2 separate regions of the Homo sapiens genome follow, and region 1 is linked to region 2. The links are chromatin contacts, found by Hi-C or POLR2A ChIA-PET in ENCODE. All regions are on one chromosome and are shown on one strand. The core of a region is the stretch at or near the end of the contact, and the rest is flanking DNA. Distances in the headings are between cores, read along the strand shown.

What was found. Hi-C counts contacts between places; a loop is a spot of excess contacts on that map. ChIA-PET counts read pairs that join two places held with the same protein, here RNA polymerase II (POLR2A). Pooled maps may share reads with other maps.
Region 1: a pooled map shows a loop between it and region 2 (3-fold over the local background). The contact joins the promoter of RP9 here to the enhancer-like site in region 2. A Hi-C loop is called at or near these places in 4 of 50 pooled maps. POLR2A ChIA-PET finds 5 or more read pairs at or near these places in 3 of 52 experiments (A673, GM12878 and activated CD4-positive, alpha-beta T cell).

The regions. Positions count from the first base shown.
Region 1 is chr7:33,107,458-33,112,693 of GRCh38, reverse strand. RP9 (RP9 pre-mRNA splicing factor) reads left to right here and starts at 3,290. Exons shown (of 6, transcript NM_203288.2): 1 at 3,290-3,473. The coding sequence starts at 3,322. RefSeq lists silencers at 2,915-3,394, 3,405-3,634.
Region 2 is chr7:32,586,306-32,592,079 of GRCh38, reverse strand. It overlaps AVL9 (AVL9 cell migration associated), which reads right to left. Exons shown (of 16, transcript NM_015060.3): 16 at 3,354-5,774. It also overlaps the pseudogene DPY19L1P1. Among named protein-coding and RNA genes, the nearest start is that of AVL9, 94 kb to the right of the region's middle. RefSeq lists an enhancer at 323-823. Within about 2 kb of position 4,524, at least 11 of the 41 ENCODE cell types and tissues checked have a DNase peak (open chromatin) inside an H3K27ac peak, as active enhancers do.

The DNA of each region.
Region 1 (5,236 bases), core at 2,041-4,540, 520 kb before region 2:
ACCCTGTCTCAAAAAAATGAAGGGAAGGGGAGGGGAGGGGAGGGAAAAGGCCAGCTGAGGAAAAATACCTCCTCACCCCCATCAACATAGCAGGGCCCCATCTGTATTGTTTTTAATTATTAAATAAATAAATTGAATGAAAAAACATCCCCAAAAGTCCATCTGAGCCGATTTGAGGCCAATGGGACATCAGGGAAATTTGTTTCCAGCAGCTTCCTATCCTCTTCTTTACCAAGAGATTCTCCAAGGGTTTCCAAGAGATTCTCCCACTCCCACTATTCCCACACACCTAAATTCATGAGGGTTGATGAAAAACTCTGGACTAGAAATCAGACCATTTTGGTTGCAGGGCCACACTCTCCTTCTGAGCCTCAATTTCCTTATCTTACATTGTCTTGCATGCCCCCATAGGGTTTCTGTAAAATCAACTGGGAGAACATATGGGGGCAGGGGGAGATCTGCATGGCACTATATAAATGTAAAGAATCATATTTATCTGTGAGTAATAGAAGACCCAACTCAAAATCACTTCAATAATAAAGAAATGTACTATCTCCCAGAATGAGAAGTATGGATAGGTAGCAACACCAGGACTGGTTGATCAAATGTCTCTATCACATCCCCAAGGACCCAGGGGTCTCCTTCTGTCCTCTGCCATCCTCTGGGGGTTGCAGGCAACAACATCTGGAGGCAGAAAGGGGATCTTTGACACTCCCAAGCATCATTTATTAAGAGCAAAGACAACCTTACCCTGAAAGCCACCTCCATCCGACCTCTCCTCATACCTCATTGGCTAAAATTGCACCACAGGTCCATTGCTAAAACAATCAGTGGAAACGAGAACAAAATTACTAATGACTGGCTTAAGACAAGTCAAGACTCACCTCTAGAGAGGCATGAAGAGGCCTCCACTCTCTAACCAGCTTCCTGTATGATTCCTGAACAAAATCAAAGCTGGTAGCAAGGAAGAGAAGGAGAAATGTCAACTCAGTTGCCAAATATTTGCCCCAGAATACCAATTAAGTTTGGTGTCTGACCTTCCTCCCTCAGTCTTTCGTACCTGCAAGCCTAAAGTAAAGCACGTTGCAATTTTCCCTCCGATCCTACTGGTTAGCAACTATTGATGGATAGAAATAATTTTTCTTTTTTTGAGACAGGGGCTCACTCTGTCACTCAGGCTGGAGTGCAGTGACACGATCATGGCTCACTGTAGCCTCCACCTCCTGGGTTCATGCAATCCTCCCACCTAAGCTCCACAAATACCTAGGACAACAGGCACAAGCCACCATGCCTGGCCCTAGAAGTAATTTTAACAGCTGTTTTTAGTGCATGACCAAAGGGATTCTCATGTTTCTACTGCGCTGCAGAAGACCATAGACATGCACGCCTGAGGGTCCACTTCACCATGAGAGTTCCTTGAAGACTTGTATTTTGGGTAGGAAAAAAAGAAAGATTTTGCATTGTACTCTCTAATCTAGCCATGTGATCTTTCCCTTCTCCTACTTTTTTCCTCTCCTCATCTCCCCAGTGGGGAAAGGTCACTGGTAAGATAAGAGCTTGTAAAAATACACCTTAGCAGCAAAACAATGGTGTCAAGATTACACTGTGAAGGGTGATCAATACAAGCAGGAGAAAATCTATTCTTTTTTTAGTTGCTCCATTCTGAAAGGTTTAAAACCTGTCCAGTAGCACAGACTAAGGACCAACTGCAGCTGCCCCACCAGTGGGCCAACACCAAGGCTGCTTGACTGGCCTCAAGAATGAATCTCTGGTGTCTTAGGAGGGGGCAGAAGAATAAAATGAAAAACAGAGGGGTTCATGGACAGGAGGGTACAACAGAAAGAAAGCACAAAGAGAAGTCAGAGAATATCAAATCACAAAATAATTTCATAGTCAGGTGCAGTGATTCCCACCTGTAATCCCAGTGTTTTGGGAGGCTATGGCAGGAGGATTGCTTGAGGCCAGGAGTTCAAGGCCAGCCTAAGCAGCATAGCGAGACCCCGTCTCTACAAAATAAAAAACTTTAAAAAGTTAAAAAGAATTTTGGAAAGAGCAGTATCACATAGAAAATTAATGAGACTGTATCATCGAGGAGAGCCATGTCCTAAAAGAAAAAAAAAAAAGCTATTCATCATGATGCAAGACTTCAAAATATGTTAATCATCATAAAAGTTGGGCAGTTCATGTGGACAATCGCCATGCAATTGCCCATAATCTATCCCTGCAATACACTTTTTCTATGTTGAATTTTCTTTTTAGTTTGCTTTCGTTTTTCTATTTTCTCTTTTAGCTTTTTCATTATTGTAAATTGTCAGCATTATGTTTTACAATTCACTATGCTATGTATTACATCTTAACATCATTTCTAATACTGGAGGCATCAACTATATAAAGACTTTTAGAGAGTTCAAATTTGTTTTATGCATTTTTTGCAAATATGACTCAATCAAAGCTCATTATTACAATGGTGACTGTGTAAGCATTCTACATATATGCAAAAATGTAGAAATTTCCTCGATAAATAAATAAGTGTCTTTTCTGTACATCTGCATTTGTGAAAGATGAAATTTCTCAGGATCTTGGCTCCTCGGGTGACTGGCACAGTGGTGACGTCATGGTGACCCATCCTGTCAAAAGAGTTAGGTTGTCTCTCATGGTATATCAGATGACCGCAGTTATAAAGCTGGGTGCACACTATTACCGAACATAATTATATGTTTATACATTTCACTTTTTGAACACTTTTTTTTTTTTTTTTCTGAGAGACAATCTCGCTTTTTCGCCCAGACTGGAGTGCAGGGGCACCATCTCGGCTCACTGCAACCTCTGCCTCCTGGGTTCAAGCAATTCTCCTGCCTCAGCCACCCAAGTAGCTGGGACTACTGGCGCCCGCCACCACGCCTGGCTAATTTGAACATTTTTTTATGAATACATTTCATCTGCTCATCCCTATGTGACTGTTGCTAGTATACCTGAGGTGGGTGTGGCCGGGCGGGAACCTCCAGGCTCCCAACTAGCGCCTCGCCCCGCTTCGGCTCCAGCTAGGCGGCGCTCCCCACCCACCCGCAGCAGCCCGCCTGGCGGCTGGGCCCGAGACCCGGAGCCCCTGACTTGGGGCCCGACGCGGGGAGGCGGGGATCGGGTGGCCGAGGCTGAGACTTCGGGGCCGCCGGGGTGAGTTGCGGGGCGGCGGCGGGAGGGGGCGCTGCGAAGCCCCGCGACCGCCGCGCGGAGGAAGTGCTCTCTTGGCTGCCGCCGCCGCCGCCGCCGCCGCCGGAGCCGCGCCGCGGGGGTTGCCCGAGCGGCGCTGCGGGGGCTGACATGTCGTCCCGGCCTGGGCGCGAGGACGTGGGGGCTGCGGGCGCGCGGCGGCCGCGTGAGCCGCCGGAGCAGGAGCTGCAGCGACGTCGGGAGCAGAAGCGGCGGCGACACGACGCGCAGCAGCTGCAGCAGCTCAAGCACCTGGAGTCCTTGTGAGTCCCGAGCTGCCGTCCGCGCGCGGCCAGTCTTCTGAAGCCAGGGGCCCGGGGCGCGGGACGCCGCGGTGGGCGCTAGGCCGGGTCCTCCGAGCCCCCGCGAGCAGGCAGGGGGGCTGGGCCCGGCAGGAGCCTGGTGCGGGCGACCGATGTCGGGCGCCGCGGTCAAGGACTTGAAGTCCATCCTCCTGGCGGGGCGTTCAGGGAGCCAACTGCCGCTCGGCACCAAGCAGAATCTGACTTGGGAGGCCCTGCGCTTCCCTAGCTCCAGGGGGTTCCAGGAGAGTCCAAATGACCCGGGAGAGTGTGGTGTAAAGAAGATTCAAATGTAGGGGAAGGAAATATGGTTTCCCTCTACCCTTCTAAGTTCTTAAGCTGGGCCACAAATTAAATTGTCATAAGACAGATTAACAGGAGAAAAACTTTTAATTATGTACCCGTGCACTAGAGGGCCACAAAAGTGGGAGACAAAGAAGGGCCAGGGAATAGGGGCGTGGGCCTTTTGGGGCGTGGTGGAGACCTTTTGGAAGGGTGATGGGGGAAATGTATGGTGAATAAAGGTTGCTTTGTTATCCCGATGAGGCGCTCAGGCGATAAAAGTTGCCCCCAAGCAGCTGTCTTCCTGATACAGATACATTTACTACAGAAAATTTCCTTTATAGGTGTAAATTTCTGTTTACAACAGGCGAGTCGAAAAATAATAAGAACAAAAGGAAAAAAAGCAGTCATACTTTATTTTAGGCAGTTGAGGGGTAGCTGAATAAGTTATCCTGTGTTGTTTGGTTCTGTTACTTATAGCTCAAAGTCATCAATATGCCAGGGTGGCATGTTTGGGGATGGTGCATTCTTGTCTTTTGCAGTCATTTATCAGGGTGGCGTTTCCTAAATTCTAACACAGACCTCGAGTGGAAAGTTCAGGCAGCAACTCTTTCAGTTCTTGTCCGTGATTCTATAATTAGCTGCATAAAACAACCTTTTCTAAGTGTGGCATTCACTCAGTTATTCAAGAATTCGTTTCTGTTTTAGCCACTTCTAGTTACCTGTGCTAAGTAGGTGTTAAGTATAGCCTAACGCTGCCTCCTTGAATATTTTAAGTTTAGCCTAAAAGTTTCTCTGTACTTAGTGAACTGTAACCTAAGTAGATGTGTAAACAGACTGTAACCTACTGTTATAAGTACCTGAGTCTCAGACAATCACAGCAGCTGATTTTCAGGCCGTCACAGGTGGTCAGCCTTTGAAACCCTGTTCAAAGAAGGCAAACGCCAGGCTGTATGGAATCCAGCTATTTCTCTACCTCATTTGCTTTTCTGTACATCACTTTCCTTTTCCTGTCCATAAATGTTATCCCACCAGGTGGCAGCCTGAGAATTGCTCTGGACCTATTCTGGTTATGGGGGTGCCCTCTTTGAAAACAGTTCTTTGCTCAAGTAGAGTTTAATTTGTCTACTTTTAAAAAACATAATTCATATAAGAAAAGTTCCTCAAAGAATTAAAATCCTTTTTATAATTAACCTTCTGGGAGGTTTGATGTGAGATAAATTCCTATGTTGGGACCTGGCCTGCTCTTTTTCCAGTGTGGCCCGCTCTGAACGACTTTTCCCCTTAGCAGGGCAGGGGATGCAGGATAGAGACCCTGCATTGTGGGCATCCATGTTACAGGGCAGTCCTGGCCCTTTCAAGTCACTGTGTGGCGCTCTTGGTCTCCCAGGGAAGTCAGGTGTTCAAAGATCTTCCCCTAGCGTAAGCATCAGAATGCCTGG
Region 2 (5,774 bases), core at 3,275-5,774:
GGAAGTGCTGCTCAGTGATGGTTTTCTAGGGCAGAGCTTGAGGAGGCAGGTGGACAGGCTACTTTAGAAATTCTCCATTGCCCCACTTTTAACCTTGGCATTCCTGAGAGCATGAATGTGGTTAAATTTTATCAGAAAAAATAATTCTATGAATTGAATATAATTGAAAGTCTAGATGTTAGCGGCAGATGGGCTTTTTGAATGTATAAATGACTCCCTTTGTGCTTGTAAATGACATGAAGAAACAGCGGGTTTTCTCCAAGTTTAAACACATCACCACAGCGGTGGTGCCACATGTCTCCTGGGTCTCCACTTAGCCAGAGAGAGTAATGGAAACAGATGCTCAAGTGCCCTCTGTGCTCTTGGCTTCCTGGCAGGGACACCATCACTTGACAGGTTCTTTTCATCAACAACTTCCACGGACCTAATGCCTGGGGAAATCGGGAAAACAGTGTTCTCACAGTAACTGGTTTTTGACTGAGGGCCATGCCATAGACTTTTGTTCTTGGCTTTATTATGTTTGGGGCAAATGTGATTTAAAGTCAGTGGAAAACTGTGAAGGCCAGTGAGGAAGGGAAAGGGGCGGTGGTTGAGTTCAGAGGTCAGCTGAGGAACATCACTAACTTTACAGCAAAGGGCAAAGCAGAAGCAGTGGTGCCCACGACCGAAAGAACTTTCCACAGGCAACACCCAGCCAACCTGCCACCTGCCTGTGGGAAACCCTTGAAGGCTTTCCCCTGTCCGCGGGCTGACAGGGCTCTCCTCCAGATATGGCCTTATTTCCTGACCTCATCTCTAGCCTGTCGTCCTTGCCATTTCGGTTTCGGCCACTCCAAAAAACATCCCCTCAAGCCGCGCTGCTTCCAGTCTTTGTGCTGCTCTGCCAGGCCACAGAGCCCTTTACGTCTCATGGTCTCTCCCCTCACTCCCACCTCACCTGGAAAACTCCCTCAGGCCTCAACTTAGACTCAGGGGAAGAGATATTTATTGGTCCCTGTGAAAAAGCAGTTACCCCCTGTGGTGTGTTGGCGCCACTCGTGCTCCCTCACCACCCAGCACTCTCTCCCCTCTACAGTGACCGCCCACCCGCACCTGCTGAACAGCAAGGTCCACGGAGTAGGAACTGAACGTGTCAGGGACTATGTGTGGCACTGTATGGCAAGTCTCCAAGACTGGGAAGCACCGCTTTACATAGTCCTCAGTAAGTACTGAATCCAGGTATTTTATTATTTTATTTTTTTGAGACAGAGTCTCATTCTGTTGCCCAAGCTGAAGGGCAGTGGCACAGTCATGGCTCATGGCAGCCTTGACCTCCTGGTTTCAGTGATCCTCTCACCCGAGCCCACCCCCTCATCTCCCGTAGCTGGGACTAGAGGAAGATGCAACCATGCCCAGTTAATTTTTTTTTTTTTTTTTGAGATGGAGTTTTGCTCTTGTCGCCCAGGCTGGAGTGCAATGGCTCAATCTTGGCTCACTGCAATCTCTGCCTCCCGGGTTCAAGCGATTCTCCTGCCTCAGCCTCCCAAGTAGTTGGGATTACAGGCATGCACCACCACGCCCAGCTAATTTTGTATTTTTAGTGGAGACGGGGTTCCTCCATGTTTGTCAGGCTGGTCTCGAACTCCTGACCCCAGGTGATCTACCCACCTTGGCTTCCCAAAGTGCTGGGATTACAGGTGTGAGCCACCGCACCTGGCCTTCAGCTAATTTTTAAATTTTTTGTAGATACGAGGTATCCCTATGTGGCCCAGGCTGGTCTCGAACTCCTGGGCCCAAGCAGTCTTCCTGCCTCAGCCTCCCAAAATATTCAGGATTACAGGTGTGAGCCACTGGCCCCTGAGAATCCAGGTATTAGAAAGGACTCAGAGTAGCCTGGGGAAGACTTTCAGGAGGAAGAGAGGTTGGGCTGGGTCTTTGATTACTGTGTACTACGGGTTCTCTCAATAGTGCTCCTCCAACAACTAGAGGGATGGGAAGGCAACAGCAGCAGCCAAGGTTTCAGTTGGTGAGAGGGCTTGTGGAGGCCAGGGCATCCATGGAGAAGCTACGAAGTTAAGCCAGTTCCTAAGTCAGGCCCTCAGGGTCCGCCGCACAGGAACTAGTGCCTTTTCATGGGTAACGACGTTGTTTAATGGCTAGCAAGTAGTTTCTAACTCTTCGTTATGGAAATTCTCCAACATACACAAACAGAATAGTCTAAGAAGCCCTTATGTACCCATCACTTGCCCTCAGCAATGATCAGCATTTCAGTAAGTGGCTTTCATAATTTTTCTGGGCCTAGCCTACATCTATGTGCTCCAGGAGTGCAGCCCAGTCCAGTGAAATGTTTAAAAACATTTGAGTCTTAATTATGTTATGTTGGGATGTCAGTGGTTCCAAAAGCAGGTGGTTCATGGGATCAAGAACACAGAACACGACCATTCTGATCTTCATGATCATACAAAGTGTCTATGCGTGCCATGTGAGGATCTGTTGATGGTGAAGTTGGACAGGTCAGTCCTGCTGCAGTGGCTTCCCCAACCCTGTGTACATTACCTCAGGCAGAGAGAAGCCCTTCATGAAGGATGGAAAGAACTTTCCTTGGAAAGAACAGGCTCCCTAATCACACTCCTTCCAGATGTTACCAGATTCAATAACTGCAACTCCTGTCCTATCAGAATGAAGGGTAGGCAGCTCTTCCTTGGTGGGTGATAGGGACCCATCACATCCCCACAGGAGAGCTCAGTCTGAGGGGGACATCTGGAAAGGGAAGGAGATGCCTTCCTTTCCCTGAGTAGAGGAAGCTCCACTGTCCTCAAGTTATCCCATCAGCTCCAGGGCTCTCACGGTCCACATCAAAGAACACTGGTAACTCCAGCTTAACCCTGCACCAGCACTCAAGGAAGCACACATTCCCAGGGGGCAAGGAAGTTTGTCACTTCTTCTGTGAAGCACATCCTAAAGCCTGTTTTGTAGAACAGTTGTAAGGGAACCCAGTACATGAACATATACATGAAAATGTGGCAGGAGTCTTCAGTGGCAATATCAAGGGCTATTTTGACACTTATCAGTCCAGGTGCAAAATGGGTTGCTTGGGACAATATCCTAATGAGACATTATCTTGTGACCAGGCTCTGCTTGATACTTTTTGCAGCTCTCTGCACTTAGCATTCCACAGAAGCTAAGGGCCTCTTCCTGCAGAGGTCACTGCCTTGAAAGCTGGGCACCACTGTCAAAGCGATGTCAAAATGAGAGTAAATGAGTCATGAGTCTTTAGTTCATTCTGTGTGGTTTCTTAATAAATGAAGCTGCCGTTTAACTGTGAAGGAGGCCAGAAACCACATGGACAACACACAGGGTACTTCTAGGACAGGTCAAGTCCAACTGTAGGCAGGGTGAACAGGATCATTTTATTCTCATTTATGCTTAAAATAAAGATACAATTCAAGTTTTACAATTCAGTATGATTAGACGTGATTTATAATTTTAACAATTTAAAAAAACAACAGAAATAAAGAACTAGTACAAACTTTAAAACTACCAGAGCAAAGAGAACTACCTTTCTGATCAAAACATGTGCCACAGTTAAACTTCCTTAGAAAACTTTTTAAGTTTTCTCAGCTAAATTTTCTTTAAAAAGGTTTGTGAAAAGCCTTTAATCATAAATATTTAAACTGTTTTTGTAACCACTAAATGCCTTCACCAACTCATTAATCCAATGTTTTCTAAATTCAGGAACCAGTGACCAAGTGGCCTGAAACATGTAAGCCTTGATCTTATTCTTCCAGCTACAAAATACTAATATTTTAAGAAAACAACAAAATATTTTCTAAGCACAGAAGCTTTCTGAAAACTTCAATTACCTTTTCTGGCTCAGTACCTAACTGAAATGTTCAAATGTTCACATTTGCACACACGAAAAAATTTGAGCAGCATACTACGTGGGTGTGAGAACCTGATGAAAAATAAGATTGGAAAAACCCCCTACACTGTGTTCCACTTACATGATTTAAATATATAGTTATCTTTCATATAAGTAAAAAGGTAAACTTTAGAACAGCACAGAAATACAAATGTATTTAGAGTTTTACAAAATATATTCAACCCCTCAGACATGCACAATTTTTTAACTTTGGAGTTACCATACAAGGGAACTAGTTTCCCCTCCTTCATAATGAAAGCAGGAAGTCATGTGTACAAAGTCATTCATATGAAAAGAATAAACATCCACATTCCTTTTCTTTGTCCTTGACAAATATTTATGGAATGCCGGAAATTATGGAAAAACAATTCCAATGTTACGAAGTCCAAAGAACTGGAATGAGAAAACTCCTCACGGCACATTATGCTGCATGGAATGACAATCATCCTCGGGGAATTAGGGCAGCATCTTCTACCACTTTTAAAGGCTACCACGAGACGGGGTGGAAATGCCAAAAATGGCACCTCATCTCTGATCAAAGATTCAGAGCATGCAAGTGTTGATGCCATGAAGAGTCCCAGCCTTCTCCCCACTAAAATACCAGGCAACGCTTAGCAGCTGCTGTCCTAACAGGCTACTTTCTGCAACTGCTGACGCAGGTTAGTTCATGTGGTTAAAGGTCAGAACGCTGGCCCCTTACAGAGCTGAAGTGCTCCCACACTCATCACTGGCTCTGGAGGGAAAAGACCACTAGCTGTAACTTCTACAAAACTTTTTTTCACAAAATGTAAAACAATAACAAAACCTACCTGCCAGGGTGATAATGCCGTAGCGTGACTTTAAAACTTGTAACTAGCAGAGTAAAATTCTAATCCCTTTCTAAAAGAATTCTTATAACCCTTAGCACATGAAATACTGCTCTCAAAATACTTCCATTCAGATTTTAAGCATCTTGTTCCTCAGCCATGCAACAATTTCTCACTTCTCTCTCTTCCTAATTTGTTTTCTCGTTGGCTTTCCAAAGGAAATTATTCTAAAAAACATCAGATGCTTAGTATAGAATTTGGAAAGGAAGATAAGGTTGAGCAAGTTACATCATATGCTCTGGTTTGCTGCCAAAGTATATTGCTGCTGTGTTTCTTAACAGGAAAGTGGACGAGAATTGTTTTAGGGCTGTGCTTGGCGGGGGGTAGTGAATCACTAATGGATTTGGGGAGAGACTGTTCATGCTGGTTATGTGAGCCAACTGCATATGCACAATCATTCTAAGCCTTCTTTGGACATGCAACTATTTCTATTCCACAACTGGTAGTTTTAACTCTCTCTTCCTTACCTACACCATTGTCATTACAATGTCTAGTAGGAATTGAAGTATACCAGGGACATTTTCCAAACACTCTTTTAAGTCACCTGGATAGTGGTGAAGCCACCAGCAAGCCATTGATGTAGTGTGTGTGCCTGGCGCCATCTGAAAAAGGCTGGCTGACCCTGGTTCCCTCACACCTAGGTACAAATACTCAATTCTTAGACACAAAAGCCTTAGCAAGTGTGGCCACCAACACACACACACCTTCACCAGGGCTATGTCAGAAGATGACCTAGTGCTGGTTCCTATGGCTCACAGAGCCAGGGTTTGGAGAGAGGCTGCTGCTTCTATGCTGGCCACTTGGAGCCTAGAATCCAAGCCTGAAGTATGTGTGTGTGTGGGGGGGGGGGGTCACAGGACCAGGGGTGAGGCTTCCTGCCTTTGATTGTGCGAGCTGCCTTGGGGCCCCTGCCAACAATACAACAGCCAGTGTTCCTTGAAAAACTCCACCTCCCAGAACCTGAAGGAAATATAGCTATGGTCTTTTGACCATTTCTATGATGAAAG